2 separate regions of the Homo sapiens genome follow, and region 1 is linked to region 2. The links are chromatin loops, found by intact Hi-C in ENCODE. Cell type or tissue: PC-3. All regions are shown on one strand. Links, peaks and the distances in the headings refer to the core of each region. The heading gives the core; the rest is flanking DNA. Region 1 holds the start of LPA (lipoprotein(a)). Region 2 holds the start of LOC124901454 (a long non-coding RNA gene).

The links. Hi-C counts contacts between places; a loop is a spot of excess contacts. Peaks named below come from ENCODE experiments on the same cell type or tissue, not always from the same donor. Only the 100,000 strongest peaks of a DNase experiment are listed, where the experiment ranks them.
Region 1: it touches region 2 in a loop (32-fold over the local background); 12 of 110 quality-filtered maps call a loop at or near these places.

What each region holds. Positions count from the first base shown.
Region 1 is chr6:160,658,994-160,674,697 of GRCh38, reverse strand. It overlaps LPA (lipoprotein(a)), which reads left to right and starts at 10,423. Exons shown (of 39, transcript NM_005577.4): 1 at 10,423-10,532. The coding sequence starts at 10,484. In PC-3, for the core only: a CTCF peak has its summit at 6,611 (motif pointing right); a DNase peak (open chromatin) is centred at 6,627; H3K27me3 peaks cover 1,189 bases.
Region 2 is chr6:160,512,824-160,528,527 of GRCh38, reverse strand. LOC124901454 (a long non-coding RNA gene) reads right to left here and starts at 8,178. Exons shown (of 2, transcript XR_007059844.1): 1 at 7,696-8,178. RefSeq lists silencers at 7,785-7,894, 7,965-8,044, 8,085-8,214. In PC-3, for the core only: CTCF peaks have their summits at 8,293 and 8,494 (motif pointing left); a DNase peak (open chromatin) is centred at 8,487; H3K4me3 peaks cover 2,091 bases; H3K27ac peaks cover 845 bases.

The DNA of each region.
Region 1 (15,704 bases), core at 4,668-8,667, 150 kb before region 2:
CTCGGCTTGGCTCTTGGTGTATAGGGATGCTAGTGATTTTTGTATTTTGATTTTGTATTCTGAAACTTTGCTGAAGTTGATTAACAGAGAAGGAGCTTTTGGGCTGAGACTATGGGGTTTTCTAGATACAGAATCATGTCATCTGCAAACAGGGATAGTTTGATTTCCTCTCTTCCCGTATGGATGCTCTTTATTTCTTTCCCTTGCTTGACTGCTCTGGCCAGGACTTCCAATACTGTGTTGAATAGGACTGATGAGAGAGGGCATCCTTACCTTGTGCTGGTTTTCAAGGGGAATGCATCCAGCTTTTGCCCATTCAGTATGATGCTGGCTGTGGGTTTGTCATAGATGTCTCTTATTATTTTGAGATATATTCCTTCAATACCTAGTTTATTGAGAGTTTTCAACATGAACGGTGGTACATTTTTTCAAAAGCCTTTTCTGCATCTATCAAGATAATCATGTGGGTTTTGTCTTTAGTCACATTTATGTGATGAGTCACATTTTATTGATTTACATATGTTGAACCAATCTTACATCCCAGGGATGAAGACTATTTGATCATGATGGATTAGCTTTTTGATGTCCTGCTGGATTAGGTTTGCAAGTATTTTGTTGAGGATTTTTGTATCAGTGTTCATCAAGGATATCAGCCTGAAGTTTTTATTGTTGTTGTGTCTCTTTCAGGTTTTGGTATCAGGATGATGCTGGCCTCATAGAATAAAATGGGAAGCAGTCCCTCTTCCTCAATTTTTTTTGACGTTTCAGTAGGAATGGTACTAGCTCTTCTTTGCACATCTGGTAGAATTCAGCTGTGAATCTATCTGGTCCTGGCCTTTTGTTTCTTAGTAGGCTATTCATTACTGATTCAATTTTGGAGATCATTGTGGTTCTGTTCAAGGAATCAATTTCTTCCTGGTTCTGTCTTGGGAGGGTGTATGTGTCCAGTAATTTATCCATCTCTTCTAGATTTTCTAGTTTGTGTGCATAGAGCTGTCTGTAGTAGTTTCTGATGGTTATTTTTATTTTTGTGGGGTCAGTGCTAACATCCCCCTTGTCATTTGTAATTGTGTTACTTTGGGTCTTCTCTCTCTTTTCTTCTTTATTAGCCAGGTAGCAAACTATCTGTCTTATTAATGTTTTCAAAAAACCAACTCTTGGATTTGTTGATCTTTTGAATGTTTTTTCATGTCTTGACTTTCTTCATTTCAACTCTGATTTTGGTTTTCCTTGCCTGCTGCTAGTTTTGGAGTTGATTTGCTCTTGTTTCTCTAATTCTTCAAGTTGTGATGTTAGGTTCTTACTTTGGGATCTTTCTTTTTGATGTGAGCTTTTAATGCTATGAATTTCCCTCTTAACACTACCTTAGCTGTGTCCCAGAGATTCCAGTATGTTGTTTCTTAATTCTCTTTAGTTTCAAAGAACTTCTTGATTTCTGCCTTAGTTTTATTATTTACCCCCAAGTCATTCAGGAGCATGTTGTTTAATTCCCATGTAATTGCATGGTTTTGAGTAATTTTCTTAGTCTTGGCTTCTATTTTTATTGAGCTGTCGTCTGAGGGTGTTTTTGGTATAATTTTGGTTCTTTTGCATTTGCTGAGGATTGTTTTATGTCCAATTATGTGGTTGATTTTTAGAGAATGTGCCATGTGATTATGAGAATAATATATATTCTATTGTTTGGGGGTAGAGAGTTCTGTGGAGGTCTATCAGATCCATTTGATCCAATGTTGAGTTCAGGTCCTGAATATCTTTGTAAGTTTTCTGCCTCAATGATCTGTCTAATACTGTCAGTGAACTGCTGAAGTCTCCCACTATTATTGTGTGGGCATCTCAGTCTCTTTGTAGGTCTCTAAGAACTTTCTTTATGAAGCTGGGTGCTCTTGTGTTGGATGCATATATATTTAGGATAGTTGGTCTTGTTGAATTGAACCCTTTACCATTATGTAATGCCCTTCTTTGTCTTTTTTGGTCTTTGTTGGTTTAAAGTCTGTTTTGTCTGAAATTAGGATTGCCACCCCTGCTTTTTTCTGATTTCCATTTGCGTGGTAGATTCTCCTCCATCTCTTTATTTTGAGCCTTTGGGTGTCATTACATGTGAGATGGTTCTCTTGACAACAGCATACAATTGGGTCTTGCTTTTTTATCGAGCTTGCCACTCTGTGCCTCTTAAGTTGGGCATTTAGCCCATTTACATTCAAGGCAAGTATTGGTATGTGTGAATTTGATGCTCTGATTGTGTTTTTATGCTGGCTTGTTTGTGTGGTGGCTTTATAGTGTCACTGGTTTGTGAATTTAATTGTATTTTTGTATTGGCTAGTAGCCCTCTTTCCTTTCTATAGTTGGTGCTCTTTTCAAGATCTCTTGTAAGGCAGGTCTGGTGGTAACAAACTCCCTCAACATTTGCTTATCTAAAAGGGATCTTATTTCTCTGTTGCTTAGGAAGCTTAGTTTGGTTGGATATGAAATTTTTGGCTGAATATATATATATTTTAAAATGTTGAATATAGGCCCACAATCTCTTCTGGCTTGCAGAGGTTCAGCTGAGAGGTATGCTGTTAGGTTGATGGGGTTCCCTTTGTAGATGACCTGCCCTTTCTCTCTAGTTGCCTTTAACATTCTGTCTTTCATTTTGACCTTGGAAAAGCTGATGATTATGTGTCTTGGGATGATCTTCTTGTGTAGAATCTGGCAGGGATTCTCTGTATTTTCTGAATTTGACTGTTGGCCTCTCTAGCAAGATTGGGGAAGTTTTCATGGTTGGTATCCTAAATTGTTTTCCAGATTGTTAGCTTTCTCCCCATCCCTTTCAGAGATGCCAATGATTTGTAGATTTGGCCTTTTTTCCCCATATTTCTTGTAGGTTTTGTTCATTCATTTTCCTTCTTTTTTCTTCATTTTTGTCAACTGTCTGATTGCAGAGAGCTAGTCTTCCATTTCTGAGATCCTTTCCTCAGCTTGGTCTATTCTCCTATTAATACTTGGATTGCATTGTGAAATTCTTATAGTTTGTTTCTCAGCTCTCAGCTCTGTCAGATCCGTTAGGTTCTTTTTTTATACCAGCAATTTAATCTTTCAGCCTCTATATTATTTTATTGTGATTTTTAATTTCCTTGAATTGGATTTTGCCATTGTGCTAAATCTTGATGATCTTCATTTGTATCCGTAGTCTGAATTATATTTCTGTCATTTGAGTTAGCTCAGTCTTGTTAAGAACCCTTGTTGGAAAACTGGTGCAGTTGTTTGGAGGACATATGACCTTCTGGCCATTTGATTTATTGGAGTTCTTACGTTGGTTCTTTCTCATGTCTCTGTGTGGGTGTTTCTTTAACTGCAGTGTAGATTGAGTACAGCCAATAGACTTCTTCTTTGGAGGTTTTCACAGGGCCAAGGCCTTGTACAGGGTCTTTATTTGTAGCTGACTTCTTGTCTTTGGTTTCATAGTGGGGCATGTTAGCAAAATAGTTTTGCTGTTGAAGTTTTGGGGTGTGATCCATTTTTTATTTTAATGATTGTGTATTTCCTTTATACCTAAAACAAGCAGAAAACCAGTAAAGGTCTTTGAGTCTCTGAATTCATAACTCCAGCATTCATATTGCTTCCTCAGGTAAGTGGGGTTTTCACCCAGCCCTTAAGGGTGTTAGATTATTTTTTATGTGAAATTAGCCAGATTGTATTTCTAAACATGATGTAAAACAATAATGACAAAAGTTATAATAAACTAGCCTTCTTACCAAATCCACATGTCTAATGTGTGTGGGAGGGTGTTAGGCAGGGGACCTGCAGCTAAGGGAGAGGCAGACAGGCCCCATGGCCCCAAATCTAGGATAGTATTTGGTATTGGTTGATGGGTGAGAGAAAGAGAGGGAACATCTGTGCAGGATGTGGTATCAGCACCTGGACTACATCTTAGGGATTCCTTCTTCATTTTTCAGTATGCCCTGACAATAATTATATCTATCAGACTTACCCCCTTGACCACTGGAACACTAAGACTGTTTTGGGATCTCTGCCTGACTTTCTCAGAGGTGCTGGTGAGGACATTATGAGTCTGGAACCTAGAAAAGCGTTCTGACTCTGCTGACTTTCTCAGAGGTGCTGGTGAGGACATTATGAGTCTGGAGCCCTAGAAAAGCGTTCTGACTCTGCCACTAGCCAGACAGACCTGGACTAGGCACGTTAACTCTTTGTATGACTTGACTCCAACCCCTCATTTGTAAAACCAGCATTTTCAAGTGGTGTTTTCCACATCAGCCTTTTGCATAAGCTGTCATTTGAAGAAAGGTTTTTGTTTGTTTGTTTTTTGTTTAACAAAAAGGTTAAAAACCACTGGTCTAGATAATTGCAAAGTTTGCTTTCCTTTTTCTGTGCTTTTTCTACTATTTTTAAAATGTCATCCTCCTTGGTTTCTTGATCCCCCTTTCTGCACTCCTGAGTCTGGGAACACTGAGGCCAACTAAAAGGAAACTTGGCAAAAGAGGAACACCTTTGGGTGTGCCAGGCTGCTCCCAGTGTTTTGCACTTATAAAAATTTAAATGCTGCAAACCTCTAAGACTTAGATATTATTGTTCCTATTTTACAAGTGAGGAACCTGAGGCTCAGAGAAGGTGCAGGATGGCACAGGGAGACCTGAATTGGAACCCTGGTTCCCACTTACTGGCTGTCGGGACTTAGAAAAGTCATGAACTCTCATTGATTGTTTTCTTATATGAAATGGGGGCTGCAGGGTTGTCGGGGGAGAAACAATAAGAATGTGCATCAAGTGTCGAGCACGTGCTACGCACTCCATCATGGCAGCTCCTACTAATATACAGAATAGAGTTGTATCTAACATGACTCTTTCTTGCAAGTGACAGAAAATCCAACTTAAGATGGATTAAGCAAAAAAGGGGAATTCTTGTTGAGCTGAAAAGTCTTTAGGCTCACATGATGGCCCCAGGGCCCAGGCCCTGTCCAGCCATGCAGTAGGCATCATCCTTGGGCACAAAGGTGAGATTCTTGTGGTGGCAGATGCTGTGGCAGCTCTTGCTTTGCCAGGAAAGACTGAGGAAGGCCACTGTCCCCATTAAGTGAACAATAGTTGGCCAGGTCTGAGAGGTTGAACTTGGGTCACAGGCCTGTCCCTGAACCCATCACTGATTGGCTCCAACCTGCATCAGCTATTACATGCTAGAGGTGGAGGCAGGACCCCACTCATACCCAGAAGGGCAAAGGGTGGATCCCTCAACAGGATTATGGGATGTAGGGTGATAGACTGCTGGGCAGCCAGAAAGCAAACAGATCCTCTCCAATACCTCAACTGATGAAAGCACCAAGCTAAAATCATAAGGATCTGGGTGTGAATTCTGGCTCTACCATCTTCCATGTGACATTGGGCAGTTATTTAATCTCTTTTAGCCTTGGCTTTCTTACCTGTACTAACATATAAGGTGATTGTGATGAGCATCATCATCGTCAACATCATCATCACCATCCACATTGCCACCACCACTCCCATTATCATCTTCATCAACATCATCACCACCGCCACCATCACCATTATCATTACCACCACCGCTATCACTATTATCATCACCCTCAACATCATCACCATCATCACTATCATCACCACCACCATCATCGTTACTACCACTACCACCACCATCATCACCACAGCCACCACCACCATCACCATCATTACTACTCAGCACCACCATCATCATTCCACCACCATCACCATCATTCCACCATCACCATTATCATTACCACCACCACTGTCACTATTATCATCACCCTCAACATCATCACCACCACCATCATCATTACTACCACCACCACCACCATCACCATCATCATCATTCTACCACCATCACCATTATCATCACCATCACCATCACCACCGCTATCATCATGATAATCATTATCATTACCACCACCATTAGCATTATCATTACCACCACCATCACTATCACTATCACCATCACCACGACCACTACCACCATCACCAACACCATCATTACTACCCACCACCACCATCATCATCATTCCACCACCATCACAATTATTACCACCACCACCATCACCACCACCACCACCATCACTATCATCATCAGTAGACATCATATAACCAGTTTGTAGCTGGCCCAGAGCCTACTTGCTGTTTCTTCTGCCCCACAACCATCCACACATTTCTAACCACCATCCCCCACTAGGCTTCTGCCTCGCCTGGTCTCACCTGCAGGTCCACTGAGAAAATGATTCTCAGAACACTAACTAGACCATGAGGTGCCACAAAACATAACTCAGGCCTGTTCATCAATTTTCTACATGTCAATAATGACATCAGGTCAATTGGCGTTCTCAGCCTCTGAGAGGGAGGTCAAAGTTTTCCTGCTCTCCCCTTCATGTTTCCAGGTGTTCCCTGACTTGGATCAAATGCAGAGTTTGGAGGTGTTGAGGCCAAGGGGATTTTCCAGGTCAGTCGTCATCCACAATCAATGGACTGATCCTGCCGCTGGACTTACCCTGCTGCCCTCTCCCCAAGGCCCCATCAGGGAGGGCTTCAATCCTCTTGTCACCTGTGGCCTACCTGCCCTCAGAGATGACATCTCTATGTCGGCCACTGGATGGCAGCACCTACTCGCAGACCACATCAACTTTCCTGGCAACTTGCGGTAGGTTTTCACCATTATCAGGATGTTTGCCTTGCTCAAATAGCAGATTCTAGAGAACGGTGCTCCCTCACACAACTATGTAGTCCAGGTGATGCACCCTCTGCCCGATGCTTGGTAGTCAGAAACTTCCATCATGCAGCTCTGCCCAGATTGAGCTGAGCTGGCCTCTGGAGTGAGGTGCTGGGACAAACATCTTCCATGCTGCTCATGTCAACTCCAGATGCAGTCAGGTTTCTGAACCAAAGTCAATGATCTAAGTGCAGTCAAAGGCTCTGGGGGAAGAAAGAGAGAGTGCCTCATCTCTTGCCTGTGCCATGCTCGCAAAGCAAGGATTTTTGCAAAATTCTAATGAAAGCTGGGCTTGCAAAATTAGAAAACTGGATTATTTGTGAGAACACTGAAACATCCCTGGGTGTGTCCATCTGGAAAAACAGCATTTCCTCTGGCAATTTTGCAACCGTTCTATTTGAATTTGGCAAAGAAAATAAAGCAGTTTTTCACAAAAGAATAAACACAACCAGGAGAATCTTCACTCTCCCAAATTGTCAAAGAAGTATAAATTAGAAAATGAATCAGGACAATTTCAACCTGTTAGATTAGCTAATATTTAAAAATTGAACACTCATACAAGTGTGGTGAAGTGATTGTTTTCTAGTGACATTTTACACTGTCATAACCTTCTAGAAAATAAATTGGCAGTGTTATTGGGAGACAGAAATATGTCTATATAATTTATGGGAACTTAGGCTCAGAAAATATTAAGGAATAAGAATGAACTTTATGAACAAAGATGTGGAGGGTTGGAAGCAAGAGGGGGGCCAACGCGCACGGGGAGGAAGCATTTGGGCAGTGACTCCGCAGACCCAGGCTCAGGTTGAACTAGACAACCTCCTTACACCTCAGTTTCCTTAACTGTAGAGCAGGAGTGATGGAACTGCCTGTTTCATAGGACTGTTGTGAGGATGAAGTGAGATACACCACATTATAAGCTTGTGCCTGGAAAGGATAATGCTTAGTAAATGATGACTATTCTTTTTTATTGCAATAAAATGTACACAGCGTAAGAGTTACTATTTTAACCATTTTTGCAGGGTACCACCAAGTGGCATTTAGTACATTCACAGTGGTGTGCAACCATCATCATATTTCCAGAATATTTTCCTCATCCCCAAAGGAAACCTCATGCTCATTAATCAGTAGCTCTCCTTTAAAATATTAGTTATGAAGATCATAGCACTATACAAAACTCATTATGTAATGTTGAGTGAAAAAATCAGGGTGTGAAATTTTGTGATATGATGTAATTAGTGAAAGAAGCATACAAAAAGTCTGAAAATATAAAAACAATAGCAATTGCATTTCTCAGACTCTACATTTAAACATTATTCTTTATGGTTTTAAAAGCAAAGAAAAAGGTAAAGAAACAACAACCAACCGCAAAGCACCATGACAAAGCTCAGATTGTTAAATCCAGGTTTTTGGAACATAGACTCTTATATGACGTTTACACTCTCCAGGGTTCAGAGAGTCTGGCAGCATTGGGAGCTGCCTTGTGTTCTACAGCCTCACGGACAGACAGGAGGTCCATCACCACTGCTCTGTTCTTCTGGAGTTTCCTTGTGAACATGTTGTGGACGTAGTTACCATTTCTTTCATCTTTTTAAACACAGGTACCTTTGGGGCTGGCTTTCTCAAGGAAGCCCAGCTCCCTGTGATTGAGAATGAAGTGTGCAATCGCTATGAGTTTCTGAATGGAAGAGTCAAATCCACTGAGCTCTGTGCTGGGCATTTGGCTGGAGGCATTGACAGTTGCAAGGTAAGAAAAGATCAAGAGACCAAAGTTAGTCTTGTGCTCTCCTGTCTCAGTCTCAGTCCCTTAGACTTGAGTCCCAAAGTAGCGAATTCAAGTAGGATTTAATCAATGGAAGACCCCAGTCTAAGTGTTGCTCAGAAACTCCCTAGATCTGTCCCAAATGTATATTCAGATCATCCAAGGGGACTTCTTGGGGCTTGAGTTCCAGATCAGCAGCAAGGGAGCCATAAGTGCCATAACTACCTCAGACCACTCACCCTCCTGGGGTGTCCCGGTGGCCAGGGACTAAAGTGGTGATTTTTCTGGTAGGGAAGGAGGTAGAGGGTACAGGACAGAGACTAACTGCACACAATATCTGAGACTGGAGCTCAGATATTGCTGATGATCAGAGTTGGCGTGTCTCCCCAATTGATTTACAACTGGGGCTTGGATACTGTTTTAAACGGGAGGAGCCTCCTAACCATCTTGACACAACCACTGACGTGACTACACTAGAGATAGACTCTTTCCACTTAATTCTACCACTCTTGCTTTACTTCATGAGAACGAAAATGTAAGATTGCACCATGAATTCATTTGCGGAAAGATTGATACTATGCTTTTATTTTATTTTATTTTATTTTATTTTATTTTATTTTATTTTATTGAGACTCTCACCCCGGTTGAAGTGCACTGACGTGATTTTGGCTCACTGCAACTTCCACCTCCTGGGTTCAAGTGAATACTCCAGCCTCCCTAGTAGCTGGGATTACAGGTGCCCACCACCACGCCTGGCTAATTTTTGTATTTTTAGTAGAGATGGGGTTTCACCACATTGGCCTGGCTGGTCTCAAACTCCTGACCTTGTGATCCACCTGTCTTGGCCTCCCAAAGTGCTGGGATTACAGAGTTGAGCCACCGCACTCGACCCTATGTTTTATTTTTAAAAATATTTATTTATTTATTTAAGCCACAACTACTAGAATAGGAAGGATTGATATTTTATTAATTTTATTTGGTATTTATTATTTTTTTTTCTTTCCTGAGACATTCTTGCTCTGTCACCCAGGCTGGAGTGCAGTGGCACATTCTTGGCTCACTGCAACCTCCATCTCCTGTGTTCAAGCAATTCTAGTGCCTCAGCCTACTTAGTAGCTGGGATGACTGGCATGTGCCTCCACACCCAGCTAATTTTTGTATTTTTTGTAGAGACAGGGTTTTGGCATGTTGCCCAGGCTTGTCTCAAACTCCTGGCCTCAGGTGATCCATCTGCCGTGGCCTCCCAAAATGCTGGGATTATAGGCATGAGCCACCACCCCCTCCTGGAAGGATTGATATCTTATAACATAATTTATAATTACAGAAAACATGTGAGTTCACTAGGAATAAATAAATTTTGAAGATAATAAAAGATTTTCACTTATGTTGTCATTTCGGCACAGTTTGGTATAGGATGTGGAGATGTTAACATTTATACCTAGCTTGCTCGTAAACTAAGACCTGAAAGGGTTGTGTCTATCAGCTGCACCCCTGGGTAGCGACACAACCTCGGGAAGGCCTCAGCCCCCTCCTCGTACAGCACTGCCTGTTGGAAAGCTTGAGGGAGGCTATGGATGTGCAGCACTTGGCAGAGGGTCTGGTCATGGAAGTTACCAGCAAATATGAGCTACTTTTATGATTTTATTTTATCCAAAAGAAAGAGAATGAAAGAAGAGGGGAGGAAACAAGACTAATCAGGAAAGATGAAGGTCTAGGGGTGAGGGAAGGAGTAAGGAGACATAAAGGCAATGTGGAGCAGCTGAGGGGGGAAATGGCTTTCACCACTTCCCAGCATCTATTGACATTGCACTCTCAAATATTTTATAAGACTCTATATTCAAGGTAATGTTTGAACCCTGCTGAGCCAGTGGCATGGGTCTCTGAGAGAATCATTAACTTAATTTGACTATCTGGTTTGTGGGTGCGTTTACTCTCATGTAAGTCAACAATGTCCTGGGATTGGGACACACTTTCTGGGCACTGCTGGCCAGTCCCAAAATGGAACATAAGGAAGTGGTTCTTCTACTTCTTTTATTTCTGAAATCAGGTAAGACATAGTTTTTTTAAATTATAAGAATTATTTTTTCTCCCACAATGTAGTAAAAATACATATGCCATGGCTTTATGTGCAATTCATTTAATTTTTGATTCATGAAATTCCCAGTTCAAAATCTTGTATATGATTGAAAAATTCTTAAAAAAATAAGTTTAATTTCCCCGTGAAGACTGTCACGGTGCTGGAATGAATGGGCAGAAAAAATAATGGTTGATTTTTCTAATCTAAAAGAGTGTGCCTACATGATGGCCAGTCTGGCTGAAAAATAAATAGCCATTGTAGCTAACTATGCAAAGGATGGCTAAGCTCTTCGCTTGGTTCTCAGTTTCATTAATTTATATCATCTCTGTTCAGGTGCCATGCTCCCCTCACTAGCAAGTTGAAACAATGAAATAACTCTTTGAATATGTTTGGTTCCTTGACCTGTTCATGGAGTGGGACTCAGCATTTCTCTCTTTGTTATGGCCTGAGTAAGGCTTTCCATCGGTATACATTTGCTTCTTATCCCTGGAGAAATTATACACATCCATTTGCCAGATGATATACGCATATAATGATTCAACAAATACTCAGGGTATTTGTTGAGTGGGTTAGGTCCCCACATTTTTATACATACATACACACATACACACCGTGTGTGATTGTGAATGTAAGTGTGTGTCCTTTACAAATACTAGCTTATTTAGCTCATGGTATAGGTAGGGTAGCATAGTCATCCCCATTTTATAAACAAAGAAATCTAGACTTAGGAAAATCATGTTATTTGTCTCGTGACCAAATTCCCAAATCAAGGAAATAAAGAAACCTGGATTTAAGCCAGATTTCCAAGAAAAAATCTAGGGCTCTTCTCACTTTTTCATCTTTGTTCCAACATTTGAAAAAATAAATCTAAACACATTCCAATGTAACTGAAGAGCAGGTTAATTGTTTGCCACTTGCAGAATCCAATTAAGAAGAGAGAAGTCTGGTATAAAGAAAGTGATTTGCTTCCAAAGCTAGCTTAGGGGAAGAAATGCAGCAGTCCTGCCGTACTACTTCACTTTAGGAGCAGAAAGTGGCACTTTTAAAAGGCAACAGAGGAGGCGAGCAAGGATTCAGGGGTCCATGCTAGCTTGGGCACCTTATCCACCAGGTAGTTGAGCAGTTGCCTGCTGGTGCCTTTGTGAGCAGGGTGTTGTCCCTTGAGGCAAATCTCTGGAGGGTGAGAGTTTTGTAGTGGGCATGCTTTGGTTTATAAATCACCTGTGAACTCAGGAGTTCCATCTTGAAGCACATACATAGTTAGATGAACTTGCCCTGCAGGGAGAGTCTGATGAAAGGGAGGTAGATGCTTGCAATTTAATCTATAAATTACCAGATAAAATTTTACAAGTTGACTTTAAAGTCAAACACATTTGAATTTAGTGGAAGCCATTCAAGAAAATATCAAAGAAAATACAGAGCAGGAGAAGATTAAGCAAAGAGTTTTTTGGGGAAATTGGTGTCTATGTCTGTGTGTGTAGGGAGTGCAGGGGATATGAATATTCTATTTCAGCCCATGGAAACTAGGATGTAGATCACTGTGAACTTATTCAGCAGGCTACACCCAAAGGCTAGAACAAACTTCTCTGCCACAGGATTAACATATGTTTTAATCGACCTGGGGGGCACATTCTCTGATAAGCTCTTTTGGAAAGCCAGGCTTTCTGTGGACGTGTTATCTTTCCAATGTGTGCTGGAATGCCCGGGGAGAGGAAAAAGTTTCTTTTACAGCCATGCTCAGTGAGAAGCGGAGAAACATCTTCTATTCACAAATTGCTAAGTCTTTTACACATGCAAATATGCATACACATTCACACACCACAGTGAGGAAGAAATTCTCACACCATTAATAAAATACATTTACTTCAGTAGCAATATACATCTACATTTTGCCTATAATATAAAAGTATTTTTCCTATTAAAAGATTTGTTTAATGTTTCTTCACCAACAAATAAACCCTATTAAATCCCCATTGCCATATGAGCCCTGGAGGTGAATCAGAGAAACAAAAGGATTGTGGAAAAATCATCAGGTTAAAAAAAGAAAAATTGATTCTGTTTTGGGATATTTCCTAGCAACATGAGCTGGGGAGGGGATCTCAGCAGTGATGCTCTATGAAGCATAATAAAATGACACAGTTACAGGTAACTTAGTTAAAGGGGGAAATAAATGGAAGTTTCCTCTTTTTGAATATCAATTGTAGCCTGCTCTGCTACATTTCAAAAACACTCTTCAAAATGTTTAACTGAACTCACTGTAGGAAGCACCTTATTAATTTATTGTGTGTTTTGAAGTCACACTGTGAGCTATAGAATTTACCCAAGCACAACTCTTCCTGGAAAAGAGAGTTCAAATGAGAAACAGTGCGGGGTGAAGACATGGATATGGGCCTAAAATATCTATTTCTCAATGATATTTTGATATATCTATCAAGTGCTTTTTAGTGGATTAGGTTCAGAATGCATCAGCCAATGCCTGTTCAATAATCCAGTTTTCCAGCATAGAGCATATTAAATTGAGGAAGGACAAAGTCACAGAGGTGGGGAGCAGGTGGACTGTGGCCAAGGACTTTGCATGAAACAGTGAGCGTGCATCCTCCTCCTTGCCCTGCCCTCATGGTCTGTGTACTCTCAGGAGGTCAGGACAGGCCTTTCTGAGAATGAGAATCTGTTCATCTGCCTTTCTACTGGATACTTGTCATCGGCATACAAACACATGTTCTCTGCAGTGTGTCATCTTTCAGAACCTCCCCTGACCCTGTATTCCCTAGAAGTCTCGCTGCTTTCAGAGCCAGGCTTCTCTCCTGCTGCCACCCCCACTGCTCTTCTAGTCACTCTTTAACCCACTCCATCTGCATGTGGCCCCCACCACACCCCTCAAAGTGGTCAAGGTTGTCCTGTTGCTTAATTCCATGGAAGCTTGGCTATCTTCATTTTATTAGCCTCTTTTGGCCTCTCACCCTGTGAAAATCACTACATTTTGTGCCAGAGATGGAGCTGGCATCTCCAGGCTTGGAAGAGGGCTGCTGAAGCTCAGCCAGGTGTCCTAAGGAGCCTCAGGACAGGGGATGCTCAGTAGCCTTGCAATGGGAACACAGCTGAGCCCCACTTGGCCACCCTTTGCCACAACCAGGCAGAAAGCAGCTTTTGAACAGATTTGTTGCCTCAGATTTGATCTCAAAGAAAAATCGTGGGCAGTATTGGTCCCAGGTTCTGCTTTTTTACAATTTCCTCTGAAATCTGGATGCCTATCAACACCTTGGAAAAACTGAATTCTCCCCAACTAATAGTGGTGTGTCACTGTAGTAAGCCTAGTACAAAAATGGCCTTCTTTGTGGAGGAGCTTCATATCCTCCATTTTTTTTTTGCTTAATTTTTGCCCAAGATGAGAACATAATTTAGTTCACTTTTTATTTATTCCCAACATCATCCATGCACCAACATTTTTGTAACTAAAGGAGGGACCATTCAGAAGATGCTTATCAACTGTCAAAGTGACAGTGTTACAACCAATGCACATATTGTAAGAAATCAAACAATGGCCTCCAAGGTTCATTTCTACACAGGGATTAGCAGATCAACATCAATCTTGGCAACACAGTTGCCACTGATGGTGTCTTATTTTTTTTATCATGACATGGCAATCAAGAGCAAACATGATTTATTCTTATTTAAGATTTTATGGTTAGACTAGGCAGATAGCTAGATATGAGCAGGAGGTGGAAGCCCCTGAGAGAATGGAGGTCTGGAGAATCTGAAACCCCAGAGATTACCCAAGTCCTGCATGCTAGACATGAGTGGAGGAGGGGGAATACCTAGGTAGAAAAGAATGCCCCTTAAGATGCCCAGCAGTCGCTCACTGTGCAGTTAACTTTTCAGAATGCTGCTAGATACATGCTGATAGGGAGGGAAGAGGGCAAAGGAGAAATTCCTAAGAGATACACGGTTGCAGTTAGTATACATCTGAGTGCTATACAACCTTCTTTGGGTGGTGGCAAGAAGCAATGCAGCCATTACGTAGAATTCATATCAAACACCTGTATCACAGGTGTTAAAGAAACAAGAAACATTGTACTTCTTGTATTCTTAATAATGATTTGCAATATTGTCTTTAGTATCACTGCAAACCTCTATAAATATGATTTTTAAAAAGTATTTCTTTAGGTTGGAATTACTTCTACGCATTGACTTATCTTCCTGGGTTTCATTAGCCGTACCCGTTGTACTTTCTTCCTTACCACTGTTTATCTCAAACTCTTGAGATTAAAGTATGGGCTCAGGAGGGAGCGAGGAGCTTCAGGACTCTCACGGACCTCCAGCACAGTGTAGCTGCCTTATGGAAAAGTGGCCACACTGTTTTCTGCACTGGTCCCTGCCCCTACTATTCCTCACTGGGCAGAGCACAGCCACCCTGGCCCTGCCTGAACATTTTAGTCAGTGTTGGCTCTGTGCTTCTCTGGGGAGGAAATCCAAGAGACAACCCACAGCCCCTCTGCCATTTCAGCTGCAGCAGTACCACCGTTAATGCCCTTGGGCTTGAGAAAGAAGGGACCTGGCCACTTCCCTGACACCTCCAGCACACAGCAGGGAAAGAATTCCAGTTTCTCTTTCTTGTGAGCTTTCACCTGCTACTCTTCACCAGGCAAGGCTCCTGGCTTGGGCCCACAGTGCAGGCACCTCGAACTCAGTTGAACATTTCCACTGGCTGCACTCTGTGTTTTTGTGGGGTGAAGCTCCCAGAGGTGACTGAAAGTCCTTCTGCCACTAACACTGCAGTCATACTGCCCTTGCTGTACTTGGACTAGGGAAGGAAAAAAGATCCTGAGTGCTTTACTCACACCCCAGTGTGCCCCAGCCACCCTATGGAAAAGAGGCCAGTGTGTCATCCCTGCAAGCACCCTGAGGCCCCTGCCCCTGCTGCCCCCAAGCTGTAGAGCCAGAATATAAAGCTGGCAGAAAAATGTAAAAAGGCTAGACTGGCTTAGCCTCCCAGCCTACATCTTTCTCCTGTGCTGGATCCTTCCTGCTCTTGAACATCGGACTCCAAGTTCTTCAGCTGTGGGACTTGGACTGTCTTCCTTGCTCCTCAGATTGCAGGTGGCCTATTATGGGACCTTGTAATCTTGTGAGTTAATACCACTT
Region 2 (15,704 bases), core at 6,963-10,962:
TGCCAACATGATGTTCAAAGGAAATGTTCTTCGGAGCATTTTGGATTTTTGTGTTTAGGGATGCAAAAACAGTAAATATATAATTTGTATTAGTCCATTCTCACACTGCTATAAAGAATACTACAAAGAGACTGAGTAATTATAAAGGAAAGATGTTTAATTAACTCAGAGTTCCACAGGCTTAACAGGAAGCATGGCTAAGGAGGCCACAGGAAACTTATAATCATGGCGGAAGATGAAGGAGAAGCAGGCACCTTCTTCACAAGGTGGCAGGACGGAGTGTGAGTGTGTGAAGGAGGAACTGTCAAACACTTATAAAACCATCAGATCTTGTGGGAACTCACTCACTCTCACAAGAACAGCATAGGGAAAACCGCCCCCATGATCCAATCCCCTCCCACTGGGCTCCTCCCTTGACACATGGGGATCATGAGGGTTACAATTCACGATGAGATTTGGGTGGGACACAGCCAAACCATATCATAATGCAAACATTGCAAAAACAATTCAAAATTCAAAACATTTCTGGTTTCAGGCATTTTGGATAAGGGAAACTCAACTCAACATGAGGTAAAGCAGACTTTAAGTCAAAAACTGTAAAAAGAGACGAAGAAGAATGTAATAATAAGGAGATCAGTTCATTACAAATATATAGCAATTATAAATATATATTAATATATATACCCAAAATTGTAGTACCTACATATAGTAACTAAAACAAACATTAATAGATCTCACAGGAGAGCTACACTGTAATATAATCATAGTAGCACACTTGAATAGCTCCACTTTCACTAATGGACAGATCATCCAGACAGAGAATCAATATGGAAACACGAGACTTAAACTACACTTTAGCCAAGTAGACCTAACAGAAATATATAGAACATTCCATCCAACAGCAGTAGAATACACATTATTCTCAAGTGCACAGGGAATATTCTCCAGAATAGATCATATGTTAGGTCACAAAACTAGTCAAAAAATGTAAGAAGATTGAAATCATATCAGGTTTTTTTTTTAGATCATAATCGTATGAAACTAGAAATCAATAATGGGGGAATATTGGAAAATCCACAAATAGATAGAAATTAATCAATATGCTCCTGAACAATCAATGAGTCGAAGAAGATATTAAAAGAGGAAATTTTAAAAAATCAAGACATGAGTTCATGTCCTTTGCAGGGACATGAATGAAGCTGGAAACCATCATTCTCAGCAAACTATCATAAGGACAGAAATCCAAACACCGCATGTTCTCACTCATAGGTAGGAATTGAACAATGAGAACACTTGGCCACAGGGCGGGGAACATCACACACCAGGGCTTGTCAGGGGGTGGGAAGCTGGTGAAGGGATAGCATTAGGAGAAATATCTAATGTAAATGACGAGTTGATGGGTGCAGCAAACCAACACGGCACATGTATACCTATGTAACAAACCTGCACGTTGTGCACATGTACCCCAGAACTTAAAGTATAATAATAAAAAAAGAAATATTTGTTTTTGATTTATATGCCAATCAGACAAAATGTGAAAAGCCCTACTGAAATTAAGTATCACCATGAAAGATAAATTCTGGATAATTTTTTCAAGTTTTAACAATGTAGCTTTAATTGGAGAAAGCTATCATTTGGAATGAGTTAATCTATCCTATACTAAAATAAGTCACTTGCTTTAAAACATAATAAATATGATTTTGAATTGAAAACAAAAACAACTCAAGACAAAGGAAAATGGACACACTAACATACCAATAATTTATAGTATGCAGCAAAAGTGGTTTTAAGAGGGAAGCTTTTACCAATAAACACTTCCATTAAAAAAGAAGATCTCAAATAAGCAACCTAAGATTACACCTCAACAAACTAGACAAAGAACTAACTAACCCAAAAGTTAGTAGAAGGAAAGAAATAATAAAGATCACATCAGAAATAGTAAAGACTAAAAAACTGATACCAAAAAGAAATAAAACTACTAGTTGGTTTTCAATAAAATAACAAAATTGACCAACTTTTAGCTAGATTAAGAAAAACAGAGAATACTCAAATAAAACCAGAAAGAGGAGACATTACAATAGATACTACAGAAGTACAAACGATCATAAGAGACTACTATGAATAATTACATGCCAACAAATTGGATAACTTAGAAGAAATGGATGAATTCCTAGAGCAAAAAACCTACAAAGACTGACTCAGAAAGAAATAGAAAATCTGAACAGACCAATAATGTGTACATGATTGTATCAGTAATAACAAGTCTCCCATCAATGAAAAGGCCAGGACCTAATGGCTTCACTGCTGAAGCATACCAAACATTACAAAGACTAATATCAACCCTCCTCAAACTCTTCTTAAAAACTAAAAAGAAGGAATGCTTTCACATTCATTTTATGAGGATAGCATTACACTGATACTAAACACAGAAAAATAATACGCTAATAAAAGAACATTACAGGCAATATCCCTGATAAACATATGTGCAAAAATCCGCAACAAAATACTAGAAAACTGAATCCAGTAGCACTTTAAAAAGATCATTCACCATGATCAAGTGCGATTTGTTTCACGAATGCAAGAATAGTTCAACTTACACAAATAAATAAATGAAAGGATGGATGATAAAAATGTGTATCTATATATATATGTTTTATACACACACACACACACACACACACACACACACACAGAGGAATATTATTCAGCCTTAATGAAGAAGAAAATCCTGCCTTTGCATCAACCTGGAGGACATTATAATAAGTGAAATAAGCCAGACACAGAAAGGCAAATACTGTGTGATCTCGCTTACATATGGAATCTAAGAAAGTCAAATTCCTAGAAATAGAGAGTAGCTTAGTGATTGCCAGAGCCGTGGAAGGGGGAAATGGAGAGATGTTGATCAAAGGATACAACTGTATAGCTTTGCAAGATAAATAGGTTCTGGAGATCTAATGTGCAGAATGGTGACTAGAGTTAATAATACTGTATTGCATACTTGAAATTTGCTAAAAGAGTTGATCTTAAGTGTCCTCACCATATACACAAAAGTATTATGTGAGGTGGTGAATATTTTAATTAGCTTATGATAATAATTTCACAGTGTACATCTATATTAAGGCATTACATTGTACATCTTAAATATATATAATTTTTATTTGTGAAGTGTACCTCAATAAAACTGGAAAAAATAATTGAAAAGTAATGAAAAAAATTAAAAGCTATTATGTGTCAAATGACATTATCAAGAAAGTGAAAAGCAACCTACTGATGAAGCAAACCTATTGACAAAGGCCTGGTGTCCAGAATATATTAAGATCTCTAGGCTGGGAGCAGTGGCTCACACCTGTAATCCCAGCACTTGGGGAGGCCAAGGTGGGAGGATCACTTGAGCCTGGGAGTTCGACACTGCAGTGAGCTATGATTGGGCCACTGCCCTCCAGGCTGCGTGACAGAGTGAGACTGCCATCTCTTAACCCACTTCTTATTTAGAAAAAGAAAATATGTAGCTTGCTGCCTGCATAGTATTCTTGGGGCAAATGGGAAATGAGTTAAAAAAAAAAAAAAGAACTCTTACAACTCAACAATAAAAAGAAAAACAAGAACGTGAATAGACATTTTTTCCAAAAAAGATATACAAATAGGCAATAAGTACATGAAATGATGGTCAACATCATTAGTCATTAAGAAAATGCCAATAAAATCACAATGAAATAAGACTTCATATCCATTAAAATGTCTATAATTTAAAAAATGGAAAATAACAAGCATTTGTGAGGATGTGGAGAAATTAGAATCCTGTATATTGCTGGTGGGAATGTACAGGGAAAATGGTTTGGCCACTGTGGAAAACAATTTGACAGTTCCTTAAAATGCTAAACATAGAATTACCATGTGATCTAACAATTTTACTCTTAGGTGTATATATACAAGAATTGAAAACAAGTGCCCAAACAGATACCTTGCATGAGAATGTTCATAGCAGCACTGTTACAACAGCCACACCCAAATGTCAATCAATAGATGAGGGGATAAACAAATTGTGGTTTATACAGCTACAAAAAGGAATGAAGTACTGGTATCCGCTACATGGCTGAAACTTGAAAGCAAGGGCTGGGATGGGGTCATGGAAAGTACCAGCTTATTGGGTACTGCATTGTGCTTTGGGGTCATGAAAATGTTTTGGAACTGGATGGAGGTGGTGGTTGCCAATGTGAACATACTAAATACAACGCATTGTTCACTATAAGACTGCTACTTTTCTTATGAGAATTTCACTTCAATTAAAAAATACCTTCCATGTATCCTTTCTAAGGATGATACTAGAATATTTGCTTTGGCAAAATGAGGAAGTAACTTTTTTTAAAAAGGAAGATGTGGGATCCATGAAACGGGATCAAATATCAGAGAGGAAAGGGGGTCTTCTGGATGACAGTCCATGGAGATCCCACAACTGCACAGCAGGCCGGCTGTGCACCCAGGCCACACCAGAGCAGAGCCGGTGGTTCCCGAGGAGCTCTCTGGAAGAAAAACGCTAGATGGCCTGATTGGTTTGGGGGCATATTGAAAAGGTATATAACTGAGAATTTGGAGTGGAATTAGGAAACAGACATAAAAGCTTACAGAAAAGAAAATAATGAATTCTAGGGAGAAATATAAAAGGATACTACAGGCCTCAGTTACATAAACACTGAATATTTACTTAACCAAAATTACAATATAATTACATAATTATTTTAGGTACATATGGCAAAAGGATGTGTGGGTGTATGTAGTATGTACGGTGTGTGAAGTGTATGTGTGTGGTATGTGGACGGTATGTGTATGCTGTGTATGCCAATAAAATCACAATGAAATAAGACTTCATATCCATTAAAATGTCTATAATTTAAATGTCTATAATTTTAAAAATGGAAAACACTTCTCATATGGCAGGAGCAGGAGCAAGGGTGGGGGAGGTACCACACACACTTAAACAACCAGATCTCCTGAGAACTCACTATCAGGAGAACAGCACCTGGAGAAGGTGCTAAACCATTCATGAGTTACTGCCCTATGAGCCAATCACCTCCCATCAGACCCCGCCTCCACACTAAGGATTACAATTTGACTTGAAATTTGGGCATGAACACAGATCGAAACCATATCAATAGGTAATGACTAAAACTGAAAAAAGAAGTACCACAGTCAGAAAGTTATTTAGAGAGCTGAAGGTAAATGCCAATAGGATCAGTTGAAAGAATTGGAGGTGGCCGGGTGCGGTGGCTCAGGCCTGTAATCCCAGCACTTTGGGAGGCGGAGGTGGGTGGATCGCCCTGAGGTCAGGAGTTTGAGACCAGCCTGGCCAACATGGTGAAACCCAGTCTCTACTAAAAATACAAAAATTAGCCAGGCCTGGTGGTGGACGCCGTAGTCCCAGCTACTCAAGAGGCTGAGGCAGGAGAATCGCTTGAACCAGGGAGGTGAAGGTTGCAGTGAACCGAGATCGTGCCACTGCACTCCAGCCTGGGTGACAGAGCAAAACTCCATCTCAAAAATAAATGAAATAAAGAATTGGAAGTGTTTGCCTCTGGAGAGAAGGAAACGCAGTAATTCTGTAAAAACAGAACTTTTTACTTTTTTTCTTTTTTTTTTTTTTTTTGAGACAGAGTCTCCTTCTGTCACCCAGGCTGGAGTGCAGTGGTGCAGTCTTGGCTCACCGCAACCTCTGCCTCTTGGGTTCAAGCAATTCCCGTGCCTCAGCCTCCCAAGTAGCTAGGATTACAGATATGGGCTGCTATATCCAGCTAATTTTTTTTTATTTTTATTAGAGATGAAGTTTCACCATGTTGGCCAATCTGGTCTCAAGCTCCTGGACTCATGATCCTCCTGCCTCGGCCTTCCAAATTGCTATGATTACAGGTGTGAGCCACCATGCCTGGACAGAACTTTTTGACTCTTTAAACTATGTGCATATATAAAGCTGATTTAAAAAAAACCAAGTAAAATAATTTTAAAATGTTCCAAAACAGATTGGATGGGTACACACTTCATCATGAGTGGTTGAGGGAGACTGGGTTAGAGATGAGGAAATTCCAGGGACTGGGGAAAAGTTAAAATGACAAACTGTTCACAATTGTTAACTGCAGGTTGTGGGAAAGTTGGTAAGTTGCTACAGTGTTTGTTCCCTCTGTAGGTTTGCATATATTTAACATTTCTTAAATTAGCATAATAATGAACTGTGTAATCAGCTGTAGAGTTGAGGGTGTGGAGCTGGCACAGGACAGCTGAGCTACTGGTTTAAAATAAATGACATTTAAAAAAATGGCTATTTGTAGAATTAACAGATATAAGACACCCTGATCAAGGGATGATAAGAAAGGACTCCAGGGCTCTGTCTCAGCTGTCTTGGCAACACCTGGAAGACATGGGCCTCTGCAAGGTCTCATACTTTCAGGAGGTGTTGATGAAGGATATGGACAGATCTGAAGCTCTGGGCACTGCATGGTCTGAGAAGAGAAGCTCCGGAAACGCGGGAGCTGAGTGCAGATGCAGAAGGGCTGTCATCCAGCAGAGGGGTAGGTGACAACTGGCCTAGCGAGTGACCCTTATCATGGCTACATTTGTTGATCACTTTCTTTGTATGAGGCACTGCTGTGATTGCATTAAATTTCCACTTACCTAAATCCAACGTTGTGCACTTGTGAATTTCTACTCTTACAAAAAACACAACGGCAACAACCTCAAACCAGTAATCTAGTCAAAAAAGCAATTCCCAAGGCATGACATTCAGATTCATCAGCACTCACAGAGACTACAGTGATTGCTGATAACGCCAACTTAATACCTGGCCAACAGCATGGATCCTGACCTCCACTTTTCTTGTGTGTTTACAGAACCACAAAAAGGTGCAGTGTTTTCATTTTTGTTGCATGTTTCACAGGTCTATATAACCCACTTTTAAAGTAAAAAAGGGTCTTAGTGATGAACAATAAAAGTATAAATTCAATACACCATATACCTTTGTCATATGACTATATATAGACTTTTACATACCCTTGCATATGGATCATATGGATCAAATTAGTAGATGAAATAGAATTTTTAAAAAATGAAATATTTTCTGGTTATCAAGCATATCAGCTACCTTTAAAATATTAATTTTACTGTACTTATATTAATTATTGAAGCTTAAACTTCAGAATAGTGGAGGATAAAAGTAAAATATAGCAAAAAGATTTCTCCTTTATTACTTCTTTAAATCAGAGAAAAGACATTTAAAGAGAAAATAGGAGTATCTTCCCCACTCCACATAACTTATGAAGTAAGCAGCTAATTGATCATATCATAAAGAGGCACCAGATAAAATCTGTGTGGCTCAAAATATTAGGAGCACTGCTTCTGTGAAATCAGTTAAAGTAAACGCCCATATTGGTCATGCATTGATACACATGCTTATTTTCCTAAGTGAATTCTCCACAATTCTGAAAATCAGTGAAAAGATCATCTCATGTTAGTTCCACACAAAACCAAGCAGTGCATGTGACTGTCCATGTTTCCAGGCATACACATCCCGTTTCACCAGGATCAAAGTGCCCAATGGGAAGCAACTTCTTGCCTTTTAAACCAGATTCAGTAAACAAAAATTATTTTGCATAGCTGACACAGGAGCACATCGATTGCATGAAAAAGGTCACTCTGTGGAAGGAAGCTTACAACGTCAAATTGAGAGGTGACAAAGTGCTAGCAGCCCTCGCTCACTCTGGGCGCCTCCTCGGCCTTGGCGTCCACTCTGGCCATGCTCTAAGAGCCCTTCAGCCCACCACTGCGCTGTGGCGGGCCCCTCTCTGGGCTGGCCGAGGCGGAAGCCGGCTCCCTCTGCTTGCGGGGAGGTGTGGAGCGAGAGGCGCGGGCGGGAGCCGGTGCTGCGAGCGGCGCTCGCGGGCCAGCGCGAGTTCCGGGTGTGCGCGGACTCAGCGGGCCCCGCACTCAAAGCAGCCAGCAGGCGCCGCAGGCTCCTGGCAGTGAGGGGCTTAGCACCCGGGCCAGCAGCTGCAGAGGGTGCGCCGGGTCCCCCCAGCACTGCCGGCCCGCCCGCACCGCGCTCGAATTCTCGCTGGGCCTCAGCCGCCTCCCCGCAGGGATAGGGCTCGGAACCTGAAGCCCGCCATGCCCGAGTCCCCCCTCCCCCCGCATCCCCTCCCGGTGCCCCGCCTCGTGCCGCTGTCGCACGTCCATTGCCGGCATTGCCGGCGCGCCTCGCGCGGTCCGGAAGCATCAGTGTCCTCCCGGAGGCCTAGGGCCCGCTGCGGCTCCCACCCTGGCGACCCTGGATTGCTCTCCTCACTCTCAGCCTCACGCCCCACTTCTTCCACCCCAAATTTTGCGGCCTCAGAAGGACACGAACTATCTGCTGGCTGAAGTCGCTTGGGACAAAACCCGCCACAGGATTTTGGGAGCCGGGCACTCCCTCCCACGGGAGGCGAGGGCAAAATGTGGGGTCTGCTGCCCCCTGCCGGCCTGGCTGATGTTTGCTTCTGTTTCCACGCTGCCCAGCAATGTTCCAGGTGGAGCTTGTGGAAGGTAAGGCTGAGAATAAATGCTGTTTGCAAATTCCAGAAAAGAAAAAAAGTAGCTCTTCTCTTTAGCAATAGGTTTTCCCCACCCAGCCAGAACTTCTGTAGGTTGTATTTAACTCTTAAGTGCGTCAGAGCTATTTCCTGCCGTCGCTGGCATTACCCTACCCTAGGCAGGGAAGTTTCAGGACAATGTCTGAAAACTCCAGGCTCTTGAATGAAGCAACCTTTCACATTAAGTATGTAGCGTAATCTACCAGGTCTCCTATGATTTACCATTCATGCAAAAGGAGCAAGTTTCTGCAAAACAGGGCTTTCAAAGAGCCTTTTTCACGAGAAGAAAATGTTGGAAGAGCTGATTTGTAGCGTATTTGTTGTTTTTACATCTAAAACTAATCGCATTAAAGGTAGTTAGGGGTATGAATGATAAATAATGAAAAGGATCAAAATAGGAATGTTTCATTCACTTTAACCTGGCCCATGCGGTGCACTTCAGGCCCTAGACTCTGGTTTGAACTCTGCCATTTCTGCCATTCCTTGGCTTTGTTTGCTTCATTGCTTGGACTTTCAGACTGATTAGAGTTCTGTGAATACAGTAGGTGCTCAATAAATCCTTATTCTGGGTAGTGCCATTGATGCCTGTGGCAGTGACTGCAGATTGGAGGGCTCCTGCAGCAACGAGGCGTGGGGCTGGAGGGCCTGGCTCTGGCATCCAACCCTGCTCCATCTGCCACACTAGCTGTGTGACTTTGGGGGAAGTTATGAACCTCTGCTGAACTCTCTATGGGTAAAATAAGAGTGGTAGTAATAGCGCCTCCCTCATAGGGTTGGAGTGAGGAGTAAGTGAACTAACCTGTGTAAAGGATCTCGTGGTGCCTCATATATGTGTAAACTATTCATCGGACAGGGGGCTAGTATTAGAATATACAAGGATCTCGAACATCTCAACAGCAAAAAACCAACCCAATTAAAAAAAAAGGGCAAATGATCTGAACAGACATTTCTTGAAAGAAGACATACAAATGGCCAACAAATGTATGAAAATGTGCTCAACATCACTAATCAGGAAAATGCAAATCTAAACCACAACGAGCTATTGTCTCACCCCAGTTAGTAGGGCTATTATCAAAAAGACAAAAAATAAAAAATGCTGGTGAGGATGCAGGAAAAAAAGGGAATTTTAAAAACAGTTGGTGGGAATTTAAACTAGTGCAATTGGTCTGAAGAACAGTATGGAGGTTCCTCAAAAAAATACAGATAGAAGTACCATATAATCCAGCAATCTCACTGCTAAGCATTTATCCAAAGCAATGGAAATCGTTAAATATCAAAGAGACCTCTGCATCCTCAGGTTTACTGCAGCACTATTCATAATAACAAAGACATGTAATCAATCTAGTTGTCTGACTACACATGAATGGATAAAGAAAATGTGATATATACATACCATAAAATACTATTCAACCATTAAAAAAATGAGATCCTATCTTTTGCAGCAACATGGATGAAACTAAAGGAAGGTTTGTTAAGTAAGCCAGGAACAGAAAGGTAAACAGTGAGTGTTCTCACTCAGTGTTACAGTAGGTAGCTAGTAAGGTATGAGCAGGGCAGAACAGTGCCTTCCCCTACCACCGCCCCAAACACACACCTGGAGTGTTGTCAACCATTAGGTGATGGTCAGGCAGTTTTTAACTGTCTTTGTAAAGTAATAATTGGTCACAGCTGGCACCAGTGAAAAGCCATCTCCCAATAGATAGAAAACACCTGAAACAGCTTCTGGATAAGCTCTCAGGAGTTGGGTGAGTGGGGAGAAGGGATACAAGACCCCGGAAGCATGCCAGTATATAAAACCCCAAGTCAAAAGGTCAAAGCACACACTTGACTTTCTTTTTAAAAAATTTTTTTAAAAATTATTATACTTTAAGTTCTGGGATACATGTGCAGAACATGCAGGTTTGTTACATAGATATCCATGTGCCATGGTGGTTTGCTGCACCCATCAACTTGTCATCTACATTAGGTATTTCTCCTAATACTATCCCTCCCCTAACCCCTCAACCCCTGACAGGCCCCAGTGTGTGATGTTCCCTTCCCCATGTCCATGTGTTCTCATTGTTCAACTCACGCTTATCAGTGAAAATATGCAGTGTTTGGTTTTCTGTTCTTACGTTAGTTGGCTGAGAATGATGGTTTCCAGCTTCAGCCATGTCCCTGCAAAGGACGTGAACTCAACCTTTTTATGGCTGCATAGTATTCCATGGTGTATATGTGCCATGTTTTCTTTATCCAGTCTATCACTGATGGGCATTTGGGTTGGTTCCAAGTATTTGCTATTGTGAACAGTGCCGCAGTAAACATACGTGTGTGTGTGTCTTTATAGTAGAATGATTTATAATCCTTTGGGTATATACCTAGCAATGGAATTGCTGGGTCAAATGGTATTTCTAGTTCTAGATCCTTGAGGAATTGCCACACTGTCTTCCACAGTGGTTGAACTAATTGATACTCCCACCAACAGTGTAAAAGTGTTCCTATTTCTCCACATCCTCTTCAACATCTGTTGTTTCCTGACCTCCTAAGGATCACCATTCTAACTGGCATGAGATGGTATCTCATTGTGATTTTCATTTGCATTTCTCTAATGACCAGTGATGATGAGCTTTTTTTCATATGTGTATTGGCTGCATAAATGTCTTCTTTTGAGAAGTGTCTGTTCTTACTGCCCACTTTTTGATGGAGTTGTTTTTTTCTTGTAAATTTGTTCAAGTTCTTTGTAGATTCTGGATATTAGCCCTTTGTCAGATGGATAGATTGCAAAAATTTTCTCCCATTATGTAGGTTGCCTATTCACTCTGATGATAGTTTCTTTTGCTGTGCAGAAGCTCTTTAGCTTAATTAGATCCCATTTGTCAATTTTGGCTTTTGTTGCTATTGCTTTTGGTGTTTTAGTCATAAAGTCTTCTCCCATGCCTATGTCCTGAATCATATTGTCTAGGTTTTCTTCTAGGGTTTTTATGTTTTTATGTTTTATGTTTAAGTCGTTAATCCATCTTGAGTTAATTTTTGTATAAGGTGTAAGGAAGGGGTCCAGTTTCCGTTTTCTGCATATGGCTAACTAGTTTTCCCAACACCATTTATTAAATAGGGAATCCTTTCTCCATTGCTTGTTTTTGTCACGTTTGTCAAAGATCAGATGGTTGTAGATGTTTGGTGTTATTTCTGAGGGCTCTGTTCTGTTTCATTGGTGTATATATCTGTTTTGGTACCAGTACCATGCTGTTTTGGTTACTGTAGCCTTGTGGTATAGTTTGAAGTTGGGAAGCGTGATGCCTCCAGCTTTGTTTTTTTTTTGTTTTTGTTTTTGTTTTTTTTTTTTGCTTAGGCTTGTCTTGGCTATATGGGATCTTTTTGGTTCCATATGAAATTTAAAGTAGTTTTTTCTAATTATGTGAAGAAAGTCAATGGTAGCTTGATGGGGATAACATTGACTCTATAAATTACTTTGGGGAATATGGCCATTTTCATGATTCTTCCTGTCTATGAGCATGGAATTTTTTTCCATTTGTTTGTGTCCTCTCTTATTTCCTTGAGCAGTGGTTTGTAGTTCTCCTTGAAGAGGTCTTTAACATCCCTTTAAGTTGTATTCCTAGGTATTTTATTCTCTTTGTAGCAATTGTGAATGGGAATTCACTCATGATTTGGCTCTTTGTCTATTATTGGTGTATAGGAATGCTTGTGATTTTTGCACATTGATTTTGTATCCTGAGACTTTGCTGAAGTTTCTTATCAGCTTAAGGAGATTTTGGGCTGAGATGATGGGGTTTTCTAAATATACAATCATGTCATCTGCAAACAGAGACAATTTGACTTCATCTTTTTCCATCTGATACCCTTTATTTCTTTCTCTTGCCTGATTGCCCTGGCCAGAATTTCTAATACTATGTTGAATAGGAGTGGTGAGAGAAGGCATCCTTGTCTTGTGCTGGTTTTCAAAGGGAATGCTTCCAGCTTTTGCACATTCAGTATGATATTGGCTATGGGTTTGTCATAAATAGCTCTTATTATTTTGAGGTATGTTCCATCAATACCAAGATTATTGAGAGTTTTTAGCATGAAGGGCTATTTAATTTTATTGAAGGCCTTTTCTATATCTATTGAGATAATCATGTGGTTTTTGTCATTGGTTCTGTTTATGTGATGAATTACCCTTATTGATTTGTGTATGTTGAACCAGCCTTGCATCCCAGAGATGAAGCCGACTTGATCATGGTAGATAAGCTTTTTGATGTGCTACTGGATTAGGTTTGCCAGTATTTTATTGAGGATTTTTGCATAGATGTTCATCAGGGATATTGGCCTGAAATTTTCTTTATGTTGCGTCTCTGCCAGGTTTTGGTATCAGAATGATGCTGGCCTCATAAAATGAGTTAGGGAGGAGTCCCTCTTTTTCTATTGTTTGGAAGAATTTCAGGAGGAATGGTACCAGCTTCTCTTTGTACCTCTGATATAATTCGTCTCTGAATCCATCTGGTCCTGGACTTTTTTTGGTTACTATTAATTGCTGCCTCAATTTCAGAACTTGTTATTCAAGTTCAGGGAATTCAGCTTCTTCATGGTTTAGACTTGGGAGGGTGTATCTGTCTAGGAATTTATCTATTTCTTCTAGATTTTCTAGATTATTTGCATAGAGGTGTTGATAGTATTCCTTGATGGTAGTTTGTATTTCTGTGGGATCAGTGGTGATATCTCCTTTATCATTCTTTATTGTGTCTATCGGATTCTTTTCTCTTTTCTTCATTAGTTTGGCTACTGGTCTATCTATTTTGTTGATCTTTTCAAAAAAACAACTCCTGGATTCATTGATTTTTTGAAGGGTTTTTCCTGTCTCTATCTTCTTCAGTTCTGCTCTGATCTTAGTTATTTCTTATCTTCTGCTAGCTTTTGTATTTGTTTGCTCTTGCTTCTCTAGTTCTTTTAATTGTGATGTTAGGGTGTCGACTTTAGATCCTCTTTCTTTATCTTGTGGGCATTTAGTGCTATAAATTTCCCCCTAAACACTGCTTTAGCTGTGTCCCAGAGATTCTGGTATGTTGTGTCTTTGTTCTCATTGGTTTCAAAGAACTTATTTATTTCTCCCTTAATTGCAATATTTACGCAGTAGTCTTTCAGGAGCAGGTTGTTCAGTTTCTATGTAGTTGTGCTGTTTTGAGTGAATTTCTTAATCCTGAGTTCTAATTTGATTGCACTGTGGTCTGAGAGACTGTTATGATTTCCATTCTTTTGCATTTGCTGAGGAGTGTTTTACTTCCAATTATCTGGTCTATTTCAGAATAAGTGCAATGTGGTGCTGAGAAGAATATATATTCTGTTGATTTGGGGTGGAGAGTTCTGTAGATGTCTATTAGGTTGGCTTGGTCCAGAGCTGAGTTCAAGTCCTGAATATCCTTGTTAATTTTCTGTCTCATTGATCTGTCTAATATTGACAGTGGGGTATTAAAGTCTCCCACTATTTTTTGTGTGGGAGTCTAAGTCTCTTTGTAGGTCTCCATGAACTTGCTTTATGAACCTGGGAGCTACTGTATTGCATATATATTTAGGATAGTCAGCTCTTCTTGTTGCATTGATCCCTTTACCATCATGTAATGCCTTTCTTTGTCTCTTTTGATCTTTGTTCATTTAAAGTTTGTTTTATCAGAGACTAGGATTGCAACCCACCCACCCCCCTTTTTTTTTTCTTTTTTGCTTTCTATTTGCTTGGTAAATATTCCTCCATCCCTTTATTTTGAGCCTACATGCGTCTTTGCACATGAGATGGGTCTCCTGAATACAACACACAATGGGTCTTGACTCTTTATCCACTTTGACAGTCTGTGTCTTTTAATTGGGGCATTTGGAACTTCCCAGGGGCATTGTTTACACTGTGAAGGGAAAACCGCCTACTCAAGGCTTAGTAATAGTGGACACCCCTCCCCCAACCAAGCTGGAGCATCCCAGTTCAACCTCAGACTGCTGTGCTGGCAGCAAGAATTCCAAGCCAGTAGATCTTAGGGTGCTTGGCTCCATGGGGGTGGGATCCACTGAGCTGGACCCCTCGGCTCCCTGGCTTCAGTCCCCTTTCCAGGGGAGTGAACAGTTCTGTCTCACTGGCATCCCAGGCACCACTGGGGTATGGAAAAAAAGCTCCTGCAGCTAGCTCAGTGTCTACCCAAATGGCTATCCAGTTTTGTGCTTGAAACCCAGGGCCCTGGTGGCATAGGCACCCAAGGGAATCTCCTGGTCTGTGGGTTGTGAAGACCATGGGAAATGCATAGTATCTGTGCCAGAGTGCACCATTCCTCACGGCACAGACCCTCATGGATTCCCTTGGCTAGGGGAGGGAGTTCTCTGACCCCTTGCACTTCCCAGGTGAGGCGATGTCCCAGCCTGCTTCTGCTAACCCTCCATGAGGTGCACCCACTGTCTAACTAGTCACAGTGAGATAAGCCGGGTACCTCAGTTGGAAATGAAGAAATCATCTGCCTTCTGTGTTGATCTCGCTGGGAGCTGCAGAATGGAGCTGTTCCTATTCGGCCATTTTGCCAGCCACCCCACTTGCCTTTCGTCACCTGCCTGGCCCTCTTCCGAGTGTGCTTTTCTTCCTGTCATTCCTGCTCTAAAGCTTTTAAATAAACTGTCACTCCTGCTGTCCTTTTGCCTCCTGCCTCTTAAAATCTTTCGTCCAAGGAAGCAACAATTGAGGTTGCTGCAGACCCATATGGATTTGCTGCCAGTAACAATATGTGGCAGCTAAAAAAGCTTATATCAAAGAAGTAAAAAGTAATATGGAGGATGTTCCAGGTCTGGAAGAGTGGGGAAAGGGGGAATAGGGAGAGATTTGTTAAAGGCTACAAAATTACACCTAGGTATCAGAAATATGTTCTAGTGTTTTATGCCGCTGTAGGATGAGTCTAGCTAACAATATTATATTGTATAGTTTCAAGCAACTAGAAAGAGGATATTGAGTGTTTCCAAAACAAATGAGTGATAAATGTTTGAGGTGATTGATTGATATGCTAACTACCCCTCTTTGATCTCTGTACATCATTTGTATTGAAATATATCTGTGTACTCCATGAACATATGCAATTATTATTTATCAATAAAACTTAG